2 separate regions of the Homo sapiens genome follow, and region 1 is linked to region 2. Evidence: read pairs that join two places in POLR2A ChIA-PET (ENCODE). Cell type or tissue: Panc1. All regions are shown on one strand. Region 1 has its middle 6.3 kb from the start of EFHD1. Region 2 holds the start of CHRNG (cholinergic receptor nicotinic gamma subunit).

The links. Peaks named below come from ENCODE experiments on the same cell type or tissue, not always from the same donor. Only the 100,000 strongest peaks of a DNase experiment are listed, where the experiment ranks them.
Region 1: POLR2A ChIA-PET joins it to region 2 with 10 read pairs; 4 of 35 experiments call an interaction of 5 or more read pairs at or near these places.

What each region holds. Positions count from the first base shown.
Region 1 is chr2:232,623,275-232,631,274 of GRCh38, forward strand. It overlaps a transcript of EFHD1 not described here. Among named protein-coding and RNA genes, the nearest start is that of EFHD1, 6.3 kb to the right of the region's middle. In Panc1, no CTCF peak of the experiment used is centred here; no DNase peak of the experiment used is centred here; H3K27ac peaks cover 1,438 bases.
Region 2 is chr2:232,535,042-232,543,041 of GRCh38, forward strand. It overlaps CHRND (cholinergic receptor nicotinic delta subunit), which reads left to right. Exons shown (of 12, transcript NM_000751.3): 12 at 89-1,623. The coding sequence ends at 271. It overlaps CHRNG (cholinergic receptor nicotinic gamma subunit), which reads left to right and starts at 4,651. Exons shown (of 12, transcript NM_005199.5): 1 at 4,651-4,761; 2 at 4,951-5,090; 3 at 5,340-5,384; 4 at 5,561-5,670; 5 at 6,333-6,488; 6 at 7,382-7,479; 7 at 7,841-8,000. The coding sequence starts at 4,707. RefSeq lists enhancers at 124-643, 6,473-6,532. In Panc1, no CTCF peak of the experiment used is centred here; no DNase peak of the experiment used is centred here.

The DNA of each region.
Region 1 (8,000 bases), 88 kb after region 2:
GACACAATCCATCCTCCCACTTCAGTCTCCCAAAGTGCTGGGATTACTGGTGTGAGTCACGGCACCCGGCCTAGAAAATTTTCAATTCAAAATTACAAATGAAATTGCTCATTCTGAGGCCGGGTATTGTGGCTCATGCCTGTAATCCTAGCACTTTGGGAGGCCGAGGCGGGTGGATCACCTGAAGCCAGGAGTTCGAGACCAGCCTGGCCAACACAGTGAAACCGCGTCTCTACTAAAAATACAAAAATTAGCCAGGTGTGGTGGCAGGTGCCTGTAATCCCAGCTTCTCAGGAGGCAGAGACAGGAGAATCGCTTGAACCCGAGAGGCAGAGGTTGTAAGTGAGCCAAGATTATGCCATTGCACTCCAGCCTGGGCGACAGAGTGAGTCTCTGTCCAAAAAAAAAAAAAAAAAAAAAGAAGAAGAAGAAGAAGAAGAAGAAAGAAAGAAAGAAAAAAAAGAAATAGCTCATTCTATTTCTGTTGGACAGCGCTGTCTTCGACCAGTCCTTCCTGCCTGCGTGAGTGAAGGGAGGACAAGTGGGCAGAGGGCTGAGCTCCTTCAGAGGAAAGCATTGCCTCCTGGCCCCCCAGGTGAGAGCTGTGTGCAGGCCTGTGCAGAGAAGGGGAAGAGAGAGCAGAATCGCCCCAGGGGCCAGAACCAAGAGTTGACCGACCAGATGTAGGGGCAGACAGCTGGGAGGATGGAGCTTCCTAGGGCGGTGCCAGCCCCTGAAGGGCATGGGTGGGGACAAGATGGGGCCAGGTGGGTCATCTTCTTATAGCCATGCCCAGGGCTGTGGGGGTGGGGTCTGCTCTCCCTCCCTGCAGCCGTTTAGGACTCATAGGTTTTTTGCTGCTCCTGTCGGGTGAGGAATAAGACTGATGTTTTCTTTATTTTGGAATCCTTTGTTGTTCTCTTGATTCTCTGAGCCTGTGGGGAGCTGAGCCTACCCAGGGAACCCAGGTCTTTGCTAATCAGCCCCCTGGGGGTGCTCCCTATCAAGTCCCTAAAGTCCCCCAGCCCCAGCTTGCCCCCCAGACCACAGACATGGATGACAGGAGCCACAGGGGGCTTTGGGAACCAGGCCTCACCTGGGGGTTAGAGCCTGTGGGTCTGGCTTGGCGCCTGGAGTCTAAGTTTAAAAGCTCCCCTATTCTTGATGCCTGATTCTCTGATTCTCTGCCAGGAATTTCTCCAGCAGCTGTGCCAACACAGGGGCTCCAGGGCCTATGCCAGGGGGCACCCTTGTGTCTGGCTTGCTGGGATTCATTTACACAGTCTGTGCTAATAAAAGAGATGGGGAGAACCGCATTTAGCTAGTGCCTGGGGGCTATCCACTGGGCACTGGCAGCCAAGCCGGGGAAAGTTGTGTGAATCACTTTAAGGGTTTCCCAAATGTAAACAAAGGCTTGAAACTTGCCCTTGAGGAGACATCCCTGGAGGAAAGGTGAAGTCATTGAGGGCTATCTAGAAACATCTATAGGGAAAGAATTAGAGGAAAGGACACAATTGCCAGAAGATGCTGGCAAAAAAGGAGGAGCTCCACGCTTACAGCCTCTGTTTTTCAGTTCTAGCCCTCAATTCACTGTTAGACCCCCTCACTTTCTGCTGGTCATGATTTAAATGTCACCGACTCCATGATGCCCCTCCTGGTCATTTTACCTAAAATTACAACTTGCCCCACCACTCCCGACACACTTTTCTTAGATGCTTTTCTGACTTATTTTTATCTTAGTACTTATCATCCAAGCTAGATTTTTATTTATTTTGTTGACTATCTGTTTCCCCCATTAGAATGTGGGCCATAAAGGCAGGGATTTTGTATTATTTTGCTGGTACTGGGTTCATATTTGTTTGTTTGTTTTTTGAGACAAAGTCTCACTCTGTCGCCCAGGCTGGAGTGCAGTGGCGCAATCACAGCTCACTGCGGCTTTGATCTCTTAGGCTCAAGCAATCCTCCCACCTCAGCCTCCGGAGTAGCTGGGACTACAGGAACGCACCACCATGCCTGGCTAATTTAAACATTTTTTTTTTTTTTTGGCAGAGATGGGATCTCGCTATGTTGCCCAGGACTGGTCTTGAACTCCTAGGCTCAAACAATCCTCCGACATTGGCCTCCCAAAGTGCAGGGCAAGCCACCGTACCCGGTCTGACTTCCTATTTGTTGATTGAAGCAATATATGCATGCCTGAATATATGAGATTTTTCAACTTCCAACCCAAAAGCCGCTTAGGATGGGAGTCTACCCTCTGCTCTTTGCAATACTGTGTAGATAACAAAATATAGAAATGACCTTGAATGTCCACCAACAGGGACAGGTTAGTTAACGGATGCTACACACAGAGAACAGAATACTCAGCTGCCAGTAAAAGAAATAAGGTAGATTAATGATTCCTCAAAGTGCTCCACATACCTCTGAGAACCATTTTCATAATACTAAGACAGTATTTGCCTTTTTCAATGTGTTGACATTTGTACCCATGATGCGAAAGGAATGGTGGGTAAACCTGACATCACCTTAGCCTGAATTAAGGCAGTGGCATCAAACTATACCAGGAGTTATTGTACTCTTCACCATCATACACTCCTCATTTAAAAAAAAATTAATTGCATTTAAGAATGTCCTTGAGGCTGGACGTGGTGACTCACACCTGTAATCCCAGCATTTTGGGAGGCTGCGGCGGGAGGATTGCTTGAGCTCAAGGTTCCAGATCAACCTAGGCAACATGGCAAGACCACGTCTCTACAAAAATACAAAAATTAGCCAGGTTGGTGGCATGTACCTGTCTGTAGTCCCAGCTACTTGGGAGGCTAAGGTAGGAGGATTGCTTGATCCCGGGAGGTTGAGGCTGCAGTGAGCCATGATCACAACACCGCACTCCAGCCTGGGTGACAGAACAAGACCTTGTGTCCAAAAAAAGAAAAAAATATATATATATCCTTGATGAAGCAGGAAAATAGTTTTTAATTTTATTAAATTTTGAGGCTGGGCATGTTGGCTCACGCTTGCAATCCCAGCACTTTGGGAGGCTGAGGCAGGCGGATCACTTGAGATCAGGAGTTCAAGACCAGCCTGGCCAACATGGTGAAACCTCACCTCTATAAAAAATACAAAAAAATTAGCTGGGCGTGGTGGTGCATGCCTATAATCCCAGCTACTCTGGAAGCTGAGGCATGAGAATTGCTTGAACCCGGGAGGTGGAGGTTGCAGTGAGCCAATATTGAGCCACTGCACCCCAGCTTGGGTGACAGAATGATAACTTGCCTAAAATTAATTAATTAATTTATTTATTTATAAATTTTGATCCTTAAGTACACACCTTTTTAATATTTGGTGTAATGGATGGAAAGTGAACATAAAGCCCTTCTGCTGCAGATGAAAGTCTGTTAGTCATCTTGAGAAAAGCATTTGTGCTGTTGTTTGTGAGCTGAACTAGCTCCCCTTTCAGGAAACATGAATTTTGCCTGGAAGCACAGCTGACAATCCATGGCTATTCACAGTTGGGTATTCAGAGACACTGTCTAGAACAATGAACAAAGTGAGCCTGTCACTTCAAGGTAAACAATTGATAGTACTTTCCAATAACAATAAAATGTGAGCTTCAGAGAAAAACTAGAATTTTGGGCCGAGCATGATGGCTCTTGCCTGTAATCCCAGCACTTTGGGAGGTCAAGGCAGGAGAATCACTTGAGCCCCAAGTTCAAGACCAGCCTGGGCAACATAGTGAGATCCTGTCTCTCTCTCTCTCTCTCTCTCTATATATATATATATATATATATATATATTTTTTTTTTTTTTTAATTAGCCAGTTGTGGTGGCACACACCTGTAGTCCCAGCTACTAGGGAGGCTGAGGTAGGAGGATCACTTAACCCCAGGAGTTTGAGGCTGCAGTGAGCTATGATTGTGCCATTGTACTCTAGCCTTTGTGACAGAATGAAACCCTGTCTTAAAAAAACACAAACAGAAAAAAAAAAAAAACTAGAATTTTGGAAAACTTTAATATCATGTAAGTAAAATATGTCAACATAGCCAATGGTACAAAAATATGCATAGGTCATGGATCTTAAATGTGCAAGACAGAGCAACAGATTTTTCTGAAACAGAGTACGTAAAGTTTGTTCATGTACTTTCAGTTTCCACATTGCAACTAAACCTCAAGAAATCACTACTTGCCTAAGCTTTGGTGTCATATCAAAGAAGAATATCCACCATTATCTGAAAAGCCTATTAAATGACACCTCCCTTTTTTCAGCTATATATCCAACTGTATTTCCAGCGACCTGTGGAAGATTGGATTTTCTTCATATACTTCAAACAAAACAAATTGCAACAAATCAAATGCAGGAGCAGATGTGATATCTAACTATCTTCTATTAAGCCAGATGTAGAAGACATTTGCAAAAGAAATTTTTGCAAATGTCTTCTATATTTGCAAAAGATACTTGCAAAAATGTAAAACAATGCCTCTCTTCTCTCTTCTTATCAATGTTATTTATGTTAATATGTAATGGCTTATTATTATATTATTTTTAAACTAAGATTTATGGAGATATAATTCACTTATCATAAAACTCATCCTTTTTTTGTTTGTTATTTTTTTGTAAAACTAATCATTTTGAAGTGTACAATTCAGTGGTTTTTGGTGTATTTCCAGAGTTGTAAAACCATCGTCACTATCTAATGTTAGAATATTTACAATTTAATGAGGCACGGCAGGAAGAAACATGGAATGAAGACTCTGCACCAAAATGAAGTGCTTAACAATGTTTTATTTATTTACATTTATTTATTTATTTGAGATGGAGTCTCACTCTGTCGCCCAGGTTGGAGTACAGTGACGTGATCTCGGCTTACTGCAACCTCTGCCTCCCAGGTTCAAGTGATTCTCCTGCCTCAGCCTCCTGAGTAGCTGGGATTACAGGCACCTGCCACCAAGGCCAGCTAATTTTTGTATGTTTAGTAGAGACGGGGTTTCACCGTGTTGGCCAGGCTGGTCTTGAACTCTTGACCTCAGATGATCTACCTACCTTGACCTCCCAAAGTGCTGGGATTACACATGTGAGCCACTGTGCCTGGCCATGACATGAAATGCTTAACAATGTTTATAAAAGTCAAAACCTTTTGCTCTAAAACAAATCAAAATCCTGAAATTTTGACTTGTTCAAGAAAGAAGTTGACAATCCAAAAACAAGTGGGAGGGAATACCTCTAGGGATGAAAGCAGCCCTGGGGTTTTGCTCTTCCCTTTCTGGAATTTAGTTCATTCTGACTTCTTTGTGACTTGCAGATCAGACTTTCCCACAGGACTCAGAGGCCCGTACTGACCTATCGGGGCTGAAAGAGAAATCTTTTCTTGTCCAGATGCCACAGAAATGGACTCAATTCCGCAGGGATTTGAGACTCAAATCTCCATTCTGACTCAATTCTGCAGGGATTTTCAGAGGGCGGGCAGGCAGATTATAACATCCAAAAAATGGCCACAATTTCTCCCTGGAGAGGTAGGGGTCTATGATCCCTCTCCTCGAACTATGCTCCCTCCCCTTTGTCACTGGCTTGGCCTATAGAGTTCAGCTATGTGACTTCTGAGGCTACATCACAAAAGGTGATACAGCTGCTACCGGACTCTCCCTCTTGGAAAGCCTACCCTTGGAGCCTAGTGACCATGTTGAGAGGAAGCCCAGGCCACGTGGAGAGGCCACGTGTGGGTGTTTCAGCCAACAGCCCCAGTGAAGGGCCCAGCTGGAGCCGGCACGGATCCTGGGACATGTGAGGGAGGGAGTCTGCAGGTGGTTCTTGCCTCCAGCCTTAGCACAGCCCCCTGCTTTTGATAAGTGTATTAGAGCAGAGATTTCCCCACAAAACTCTGCCCAAATTGGACATCTGTGAGCAAAATAAATGTTTGAAGCCGCTACCTTCAGGGATGGTTTGTTACACAGCAATAGAACTGAACAAGAAGTCTTGGAGTGAAAACAATGATTTTATTTTCCCTGGGAAAGGCAGAACCTCCTTTGGCCACCCCAGAATGTTAGTGAAATAAATGAGCTCATGGGATGACACAGACAAAACATTTTCAGCTGCTCTACAGCAAAACATCCGCCCTCCATTCTTCTTCACTATAAACAAGAAGTTTCATTTTCTGATTACAGTTTTATACATTCATTGTAGGAAATTCAGAAAAATGAGATTTTCTTTTTCTTTTTTTTTTCATATGGAGTCTCACTCTGTCTCCCAGGCTGGAGTGCAGTGGTGCCATCTTGGCTCACTGCAACCTCCGCCTCCCGAGTTCAAGCGATTCTTCTGCCTCAGCCTCCCGAGTACCTGGGACTACAGGTGCGTGTCACCACGCCCGGCTAACGGTTGTATTTTTAGTAGAGATGGGGTTTCACCATGTTGGCCAGGCTGGTCTCGAACTCCTGACCTCAGGTGATCCACCCGCCTCGGCCTCCCAAAGTGCTGGGATTATAGGCATGAGCCACCACGCCCGGCCAAAAAAAAATGAGAATTTAAAAAATGAAAATGAAAATTATCTGGACTCTTAGCATTTATAACTGTTAATAATTTGCCCCCTTTAGTTTTTTTTTTCCATATATAGATATTTGTTTTACAAAACATGGGTCATATTTGTACAGTAAGATTGATATTGGCCCATGATTCAACAAGCATGTTTTTTGTTTGTTTGTTTGTTTGTTTGAGACAGGGTCTCTGTCGCCCAGGCTGGAGTGCAATGGCTCGATCTTGGCTCACTGCAATCTCCACCTCCCAGGTTCAAGCGATTCTCCCACCTCTGCCTCCCAGGTAGCTGGGACTACAGGCACATGCCACCATGTCCAGCTAATTTTTGTGTTTTTAGTAGAGGCGGGCTGTCACCATGTTGTCTAGGCTGGTCTTGCACTCCTCACCTCAAATGTTCCACCTGCCTCAGCCTCCCAAAGTGCTGGGATTATAGGTGTGAGCCACCACAGCCGGCCCAGCAAGCATGTTTGAGTCTTTGTCAGGTGCCCGACTGGACATCGGAAAAGAGGAGAAGGAGAACAGGCTTTGGGCTGTGGCCGTAACGGTGACCACCTGGAATTGTCACTAGTGAGATACTAACACTTCATTCTGAGGGGTGGCCAGGTGTTGCCTGGTGAATACTGTGGGCCTGTGCTATTTTCCCTCAGGGGCGGGACATAGCTCAGAGGGCGTTCTGTCTAGGCTGGGTGCCTGGTGGACACAGCCCTCAATCTTTGCCCCTTGCAGATGATGTGCCTTTTGAGAGGCACCAGGTGACTGCTCACAGTATGCAAGCGCATTATCTAAAAGCACTCCCTCATTTGGAAACACTTCAATGAAAAAGTGAAATTTTGTTCACAATCCACTCCCATTAATTTCAGAATTTTCAAGGCTGGGCACCGTGGCTCACCCCTGTAATCCCAGCACTTTGGGAGGCCTAGGCAAATAGGATCAATTGAGCCCAGGAGTTCAAGACCTGCCTGGGCAACATAGAGAGATCTCATCTCTATTAAAAAAAAAAAAAAAAGAAAGAAAGAAAAGAAAAAAAGTCATTTTTAATTTAAAAAATTTTCAACATTATATTCATAAATAAAAAGAGCTGTTAGATTTTTTTAACACTAACTGTTGTAAATTTCAGCATGTAAAAAATGGTTTAAAAATTCTATTACTGGCCGGGCACAGTAGCTCATGCCTGTAATCCTAGCACTTTGGGAAGCCAAGACAGGTGGATTCCTTGGGGCCAGGAGTTCAAAACCAGCCTGGCCAACATGGTGAAACCCCGTCTCTACTAAAAATATAAAATATTAGCTGGGCTTGGTGGTGGGTGCCTGTAATCCCAGCTACTTGGGAGGCTGAGGCAGGTGAATCGCTTGAACCTGGGAGGCAGAGGTTGCAGTGAGCCGAGATCGCACCACTGCACTTCAGCCTGGGCAACAAGAGCAAAACTCCGTCTTAAAAAAAAAATTGTATTACCTACTCATGCAAAGTTTCTCTCTCTCTC
Region 2 (8,000 bases):
TCTGCCTCCATGGCTGGGCCCCAGCTTGGGGGTGGGGCTTTGTGGCCTGAGGCCCTTCTCACCCCACTCTCTCTGCCCCTACCCACAGGAGAAAGACAGCTGGAACCGAGTGGCCCGCACAGTGGACCGCCTCTGCCTGTTTGTGGTGACGCCTGTCATGGTGGTGGGCACAGCCTGGATCTTCCTGCAGGGCGTTTACAACCAGCCACCACCCCAGCCTTTTCCTGGGGACCCCTACTCCTACAACGTGCAGGACAAGCGCTTCATCTAGGGTGGGCCTGTTGGGGAGCCAGGAGACAGCAGGGTCTGAGAGAGGAGCCACAGTCCCTAATGACACCCACTCCTAGCCCTGAGGCTCGTGCCCCTCAGACTGGGGAAGAGTCCAAGGAAGGGAGGGAGCAGCCACTCCTCAATGCTCAATGGCTCCCCTGAAATCAAGACAGGGGCCACCCGAGATGGTCTGAGGGTGGACATCGGCTACAGTGGGTGGGCAGGACGATTTGGGGGGAGGCCCGAGGCTGGCTCAGGGGCCAGGGAGGAGGCCACTCAGGGTGGCCTCAGGGGGAGAGCTCTGATAGGGGTGAGACAGATAGGGCCCCTTCTCTGCTTCTCCTCCCCCAAGGTGTGGGGTAGAGCAGGCAGGAATCTGCGCCTTCACTCTCTGGCCCCTCCAGCCTCCCTCTTCCTACCTACCCTTCAACCTCAGGCTTCTGAGGCCTCACCTGGGACTGAGGTTGAGGACACCTCCCTCCCTCCAGACCCCAGAGTATCCTTTCCTAGCTCTTTCTGCCTTGACCTCTCTGCCTAGGTCCCTTTGGGAAGTTGAGGACTGGAGTGGAAAGGTCAGGATCGACATCCACAAAGACTTGGGGTCAGCCTGAGGTTGCACACACAATCCTAGAGGACCAGAACGCAGCACCTCTCCCCAAAGGGTCCCTGCCCCCCAGCACCTACTCCTCTCCAAATTAGGGTTGTCATGCATTATTTGGGGCATACATATTCTAAAAAATCATTCGTTGTTTCTCTGAAATTTGTCCCCTATTTTTATTTGCTAAATCTAGCAACCCTATCCCAAAGGCAGCCTCCACTCAATCTTATCCTGAGGGCCAAAGGCCAAGGCTGCAGGAATTGGGAGACAAGGGTCTGTTTGTATGGTGGTCCACCTCCAAGATGGCCCCAGTGATGCCCAGTATTCACACCCTTGTGCAGTCCCCTCACTCTGTACCAGGGTGGGTCTGGGTAACCAATAGAATGAGGCAGAAGTGATGGTACCTCACTTCCCAGATTTGGTTAGGAAAGACACTATGGCCTCTTTCTTGCTCATTAGCCCTCATTCTCACATCAGTTGGATCTCTCACTTTGGGGAAGCCAGCTGGCATGTTAAGGAGCCCTATGGAGAGGCCCACATGGCAAGGAACTAAGGCCTCCTGCCAACAGCCACGTGAGTGAATGTGGAAGTGGATCCTCTGCCCCAGTAGGGCCTTCGGATGAGATCACAGCCCAGTAGACATCTTATGTGCAGCCCCATGAAAGTCCCTAAGCCAGAACCACCAGCTAAGTGACTCCTGGATTCCTGACCCCCAGAAACTGTGTGAGATAATAAATGTGTGTTGTTTTAAGTGACAACGTTTTGGTGTCATTTGTTACACCAGCAATGTGACCTTGAGTGAGCTGCTCCTCATCTCACTCCTCACCTTCCATCTTCTAATCTGCAAAATGTGTGTCTAGTAAGTCCTAGTCATGGGGTGTTGTGAAAATTGAATTTCTAGTAGGAGCATTTTCATGTGACCTGCACATTTAATGGGTGGTGATTTAACCCATTTCCCTCAGGGGGGAATTGGTGACCTCATTAACTCAGATATACAGAAGGTGAGATTTTTAATGTTTAGATGTAACCAAGGAAAAAGAAAAACCATTTAAAACCAAAACTGACCCTAGTAACTTCTGCCTTCCAGCATGAACTATTCACAAAATTCAAGGTACAAATCTTTAATTGTCCTGTCTAAATAGGAAAGCCAGTTTGTTCTCACACCTGTCAGGTGAGCAGGAAATCTGAGACTTCCCCAGGAATAGCCCATCAACTCAGGGAGGGTCCGTCTTGTGCACAGAGAGTCTAGGGCCCTCAGCCACAGTCTTTGCTTCTCTCTGCCTCATGGTGGCGCTGCTGGCAGCAGGTCTTGGTTCAACCACCAGGTGAGTCCTCAGTTCTATTAGGCCCTGCTCAAGTGGCTGTGGACTTCCAGAGAAGACAACCCCAAAATGTCACACAAAACCGGGGGGGTGCCTCCTGCACAGGCTCCCAGGGTCACCACAGTTTCCACCAGAGGCACCCACTCCCCCAGCACGGTGGTGCTGTCAGGACTGGTCCACTCTGACTGACATAGAACTCCATCTTCTGTCCCCAGGAAGCCATGCTCACAGGCACAGCTTTCCGGGAAGCCAGAGAGTGTTCCTTACTCTCTCCAGACCAACAGGGCTACCCTCTCTCTTTCAATGGACAGTGAATCAGTAATACACTGGCCTGCAAGGAACAGAAAGCTGAAGGAATTGTAGCTTAAACACATAAGGTTTCCTTTTTCTCACATAGTAATAATAGGGAGGCGGAGGTGATCATGTTGGCTCGGCTGTCTAACAAAGCTATCAGGGACCCAGGCATTTTGCCATCTGCCCAGCCCTGCCTCCATGGCAAGTTGGCTTCTGTCCTCAGACCTGTTGGCCCCAGTTTGTGAGCTGACAGCCACAGCTGCACACTTAGCACCTATGTTCAGGCAGAAAAGGGCCAGCCATTTCTGACCCCTTTCATCAAGAAGCAAAACTTTTCCATAGGCCGGGCACAGTGGCTCACGCCTGTAATCACAGCACTTTGGGAGGCTGAGGCGGCTGGATCACCTAAGGTCAAGAGTTCAAGACCAGCCTGACGAACATGGTGAAACCCCCTCTCTACTAAAAATACAAAAATTAGATGGGCTTGGTGGCGCCCGCCTGTAATCCCAGCTACTCAGGCGGCTGAGGCAAGAGAATCGCTTGAACCCAGGAGGCAGAGGTTGCAGTGAGCCGAGATCAAGTCATTGTACTCCAGCCTTGGCGACAAGAGTGAAACTCCAACTCAAAGAAAAAAAAAAAAACAACTTTTCCATAAAGCTCCAGTAGACATCCCGCAGGTCAAAACATCACATGGCTAGCCTATCTGAAGGGAGACTAGGAAATGAGTATCTTGCTCTACCAGCCATTATAACAGAGGGTGGCAAAGGAGAAGTAGTGTTAGACAATTCTACAGATGATTTTCTCTGAATGGGTCCTGTCCCTGCACACGTAACCCCTGCAAGAAACTTCCATTCCTCATTGATGATTTACCCTTCGGAGAACACCAAGAAGGCTTCTAGGCCATCTCTCCCAGAGCAGAGAAAGGGAGAAAACAGGAGGGTGGAGGGTAGGGGATGCAGGGACAGGTGGTCCACTGTTTGGCAGTGCTTCCTGATCATGGAGGCCATTGAATTTGGTAAAATGTGGGCATGGAGGAGAGTAAAGAGGTGGAGAGAAACTGGTCTGCAAAAGAGGATAAGAAAACTGCATCTAGGGGGACCAGAGGGCAAAATGGAAAGGCAAGGCTCTCAGAAGTGAGAAGGAAACGAGGGCTTTGTAAATTCCAGGAAAAGTGGGCCACACAGAGAGAAGCTCAGTGGGGGGGATGCCCAGGGAGGGGGAAGCTCAGGAAGGGGGAAGCTCAGGGAGGAGGAAGCTCAGAGAGGAGGAAGCTCAGGGAAAGGGAAGCCCAGTGAGGGGGAAGCTTAGGGAGGGAGAAGCTCAGGGAGGGGGAAGCTCTGGGAGGAGGAAGCTCAGGGAAAGGGAAGCCCAGTGAGGGGGAAGGTCAGCGAGGGGGAAGTTCAGGGAGAGGGATGCTGAGTGAGGGGGATGCCGAGTGAGGGGGAGGCCGAGTGAGGGGGATGCCCAGTGAGGGGGATGCCCAGTGGCAGGCCAAGATGGGTGGATCACTTGAGTTCAGGAGTTCCAAGACTGGCCTGGCCAACATGGTGAAACCCCGTCTCTACTAAAAATACAAAAAAGAAAAAAGAAGAAGAAGAAGAAAAATTAGCCAGGCGTGTTGGCGCATGCCAGTAGTCCCAGCTACTCAGAAGGCTGAAGTAGAAGAATCAAGGTGGAGGTTGTAGTGAGCCAAGATCGCACCACTGCACTCCAGCAAAAAACAAACAAACAAACAAACACAAAAACCCTCACATGCCTACCCAACAGCCTTCACACCCACCCAAATCCTGACTCCCTGGAGGGAGTAGGAGGCAGTCCACCTCAGCCCTCTCTGGAGCCGCTGTCAGGTTCCTCGGCGACCTGCCTTCCCTACCACACCCAGCTGGCCCTGGCTGTCCTTGCCCCCCATGTGGAACATGGAGGTGAGGCTGGGACAACTGAGCCCGAGTTGGGGCTGGAAGGTGGATGTCTCTTTTGGGGCAGACGGGGCCCCTGTCTCCCCTCTCCAGCCCAGGTAACCTGAGCCCAGCATTGTGTCCATCCTGGAACAGCTGACAACGCTGTGGTCAGACAGCTGGTGGGGCTGGGCCAGGCTGGCCGGGCTGGCTGGGCTGGCTGGGGTGGGAGTGTAGGCTGTTATATGACACCCAGAGCCCATCTCTCTCTGCCCCAGACCTTGGAGCTGTTGTCCCACCCCTGTCACTGCAGAGAGCTGAGGCACCATGCATGGGGGCCAGGGGCCGCTGCTCCTCCTGCTGCTGCTGGCTGTCTGCCTGGGTGGGACACAAAGGAATCTCAGCCTGGGGAGTCCCAGAGCTGGGGTCCACAGCCTCAGGGGATGGAGGGTCTGAGGGGTATTGGGGCCTGCCCTGGACCCAGTTCCCTGAGTCCCCACTTCACACCCCCAGGGCCTCCCCGCTCTTTCCACCTCCAAGCTCCTGCTAGGCTCACGCCTGTCTATTGCAGGGGCCCAGGGCCGGAACCAGGAGGAGCGCCTGCTCGCAGACCTGATGCAAAACTACGACCCCAACCTGCGGCCCGCGGAACGAGACTCGGATGTGGTCAATGTCAGCCTGAAGCTAACCCTCACCAACCTCATCTCCCTGGTAAGCCGCAGGACGGAGGAGGGGTCAGCGCACCACGCCCTGGGACCTGCTGGGGATAGCATGGGGTGGCTCCAGCCACCAAGAGGTTGGAGGGCCCTAAATCGGACAGGCTGGGGTCTGGAAAACCCCCATGGTTGTGGGGGGAGTACTATCAAGAGGCTGGGGGATGCTTGGCCCCATTGGTGGCCTGTGGGGACTGGCACTGAAGTCGGGGGCTGAGCCCTCCATACTACACCCTTGCACCCCCAGAACGAGCGAGAGGAAGCCCTCACCACCAATGTCTGGATAGAGATGGTAAGAGGCCACCCTGCCACCCTCCTTCCATCAGGGGTCCCACCCCACCACCCCAAGGCCTCCTGAGAGTTGCCTGCCCCGTTCCTGCCTCTTCTGTCCTCTTGGGCTGGATGCCCACTCCTAGGGCTGTGGTGCAGCAGAGGGCAGAGGCCTAGCAACTGCCCCTCCCCCTGCAGCAGTGGTGCGACTATCGCCTGCGCTGGGATCCGCGAGACTACGAAGGCCTGTGGGTGCTGAGGGTGCCGTCCACCATGGTGTGGCGGCCGGATATCGTGCTGGAGAACAAGTGAGGAGGGGGTGCAGGCAGGGGTGTGGGGGACAAAGGACACAGGGTCTGGGCCCAGCAGAACAAGGCACTCTGGGAAAAGAGAAAGATGAGCAGAGGGTGCAAATCGGGCACCTGTGGGGCTAGGGAAGAACTGGATGGAGCAGGTGCCGAGGGCAGGGCCCTGGGTATGCCCTCTGACCCCAGGGCCAGCAGAGCAGACCCTACGCCAGGCTCCATCTCCTCTGGGCTGGGCCACCTGGGTGGGCTGCTCCCTTCCCTGTAACATGGGGCCGCTGACGGGTCCTATAGAAGCTGGCGAGAGTCAACAAGACAGGCATGAAAAGTGCATCACTCGGGGGCTGGCACATGGTGTGGGCTTAACACATTAGTCGCTATTATGACTATTATTATTATTATTATTATTATGATTAAAACAAGAGAGAGTAAGATAAGCAGAAATTAGGAGGTGGTGCCTGAGGAAGTCTGTCTGGGGCGGGGGGTGGCAGGAGGATTGCTGGGGGGACCTAGTGGTCCGGGTGGGAACCAGTCAGGGGGTGACAGGCTGGTAGGGACTGGTGTCCCCAGGCCCCTATCCACATGGGGCACAGGGGCTGGTCTGGGGCTGGGGTGTCGGGGGCTGAGCCCACAGCCTCGTGGCCTGGCCTGTTCTGTGCATACAGCGTGGACGGTGTCTTCGAGGTGGCCCTCTACTGCAATGTGCTCGTGTCCCCTGACGGCTGTATCTACTGGCTGCCGCCTGCCATCTTCCGTTCCGCCTGCTCTATCTCAGTCACCTACTTCCCCTTCGACTGGCAGAACTGCTCCCTTATCTTCCAGTGAGGCCATTTATTGGGGAGGATTAAGAGAGCTGCTCTCAGAGGGGCCTGGGCAGTGGTGGGGTAAGGCCTGGGCAAGGCTTCTGGCCTTGGCTCTGGCAGCACCTAGAGGCCTGGCTCCATCTCCCCTGGGCCTCTGTGCCCATCTCAGGCTAAGACACCTGAAGGTGCCCAAGCTCTCCCTGCTAAGCCCGAGTCCCCTCACTCATCCTTTACTGCCTCAGTTTCCTCACCTGTGCTCCAAGGGGAGACATTCACGCCTGGGGTGCGTGGGTGAGAAGGCACACATGCACACAAGATGCGTGTCTGCGCACACACGAAACCACTGCACACTCCAGGCCCACAGGGAGGCAGGGCTGTCCTGTGAGAGAGGGGCCCTGGCAGGGAATCCAGCGGAAGCATGTATGCAACCAAGCCACCCCTGGGGGTCTCTGGGTCTGTTTCCTCAAACCTAAGTGTGGGGAGGAGGGCCCGGGGGAGGGTTCTCCTGTACCTTAGAGGAGCAGTCTTTCCATGAGCAAACCTGGCAGGGAGACTCCCCTCTGTAGACACGGGGGTCCTCCTGAGGTAGGCATGTGTTTTCTACATTGCCATCATCAGCCCCTCCTGCCAGACAGCAGTGGGAGAGACAAATGCAGAGTGACCCTGGGCCCATCAGCCAGGTGAGGGCCCTGCAGCCTCCTGGGCCTTCAACTCCATCTTCCTGACCCCAAAGAGCCCTAGGTCCTCCTGCTCTCCATATCTCGCCAGTGGGGTTTTATAGAGAACTCAGAAGCGTGGGGCTGCATTTTGTTGAAGAAAAGCTGCCCACACTTGTCCCCAGAAGGTCATCCCCATGCAGTCGTGGCAGGTCCACCCGCTCACATTTAGCCTCTTTCCTCGGTGACTCCCAGGTCCCAGACTTACAGCACCAATGAGATTGATCTGCAGCTGAGTCAGGAAGATGGCCAGACCATCGAGTGGATTTTCATTGACCCTGAGGCCTTCACAGGTAACCCCCACCCAAGGGCTCCCCAGGCAGCCTCATCCAGGGCTCCTGCTGGACCCAGCTGTGGTCAAGGCTGGACCAAGGTCAAATCCCTCCCATGTAACTCAAAATGAAAACTACAGCAAACCATAAAATATGCTTTTTAAAACGTCCAACAAAGCTCTGACTTTCCTCATGATAATGTCTCCAATTTTAGAAGAGGCTCGAGCATCCAATCTCCCACCCCACTTCTGTCCCTCAAGGGTGCCTCCCCTGCTGGTGCTCCTTAGGGCACATGCTGCCCTTGCAGCTGGGTCACTCGGCTGCAGGGATCTGCCTAGCTCACGCTTCTTGTGCCCACTCCTGCCTGCCTGCCTGCCCGCAGAGAATGGGGAGTGGGCCATCCAGCACCGACCAGCCAAGATGCTCCTGGACCCAGCGGCGCCAGCCCAGGAAGCAGGCCACCAGAAGGTGGTGTTCTACCTGCTCATCCAGCGCAAGCCCCTCTTCTACGTCATCAACATCATCGCCCCCTGTGTGCTCAT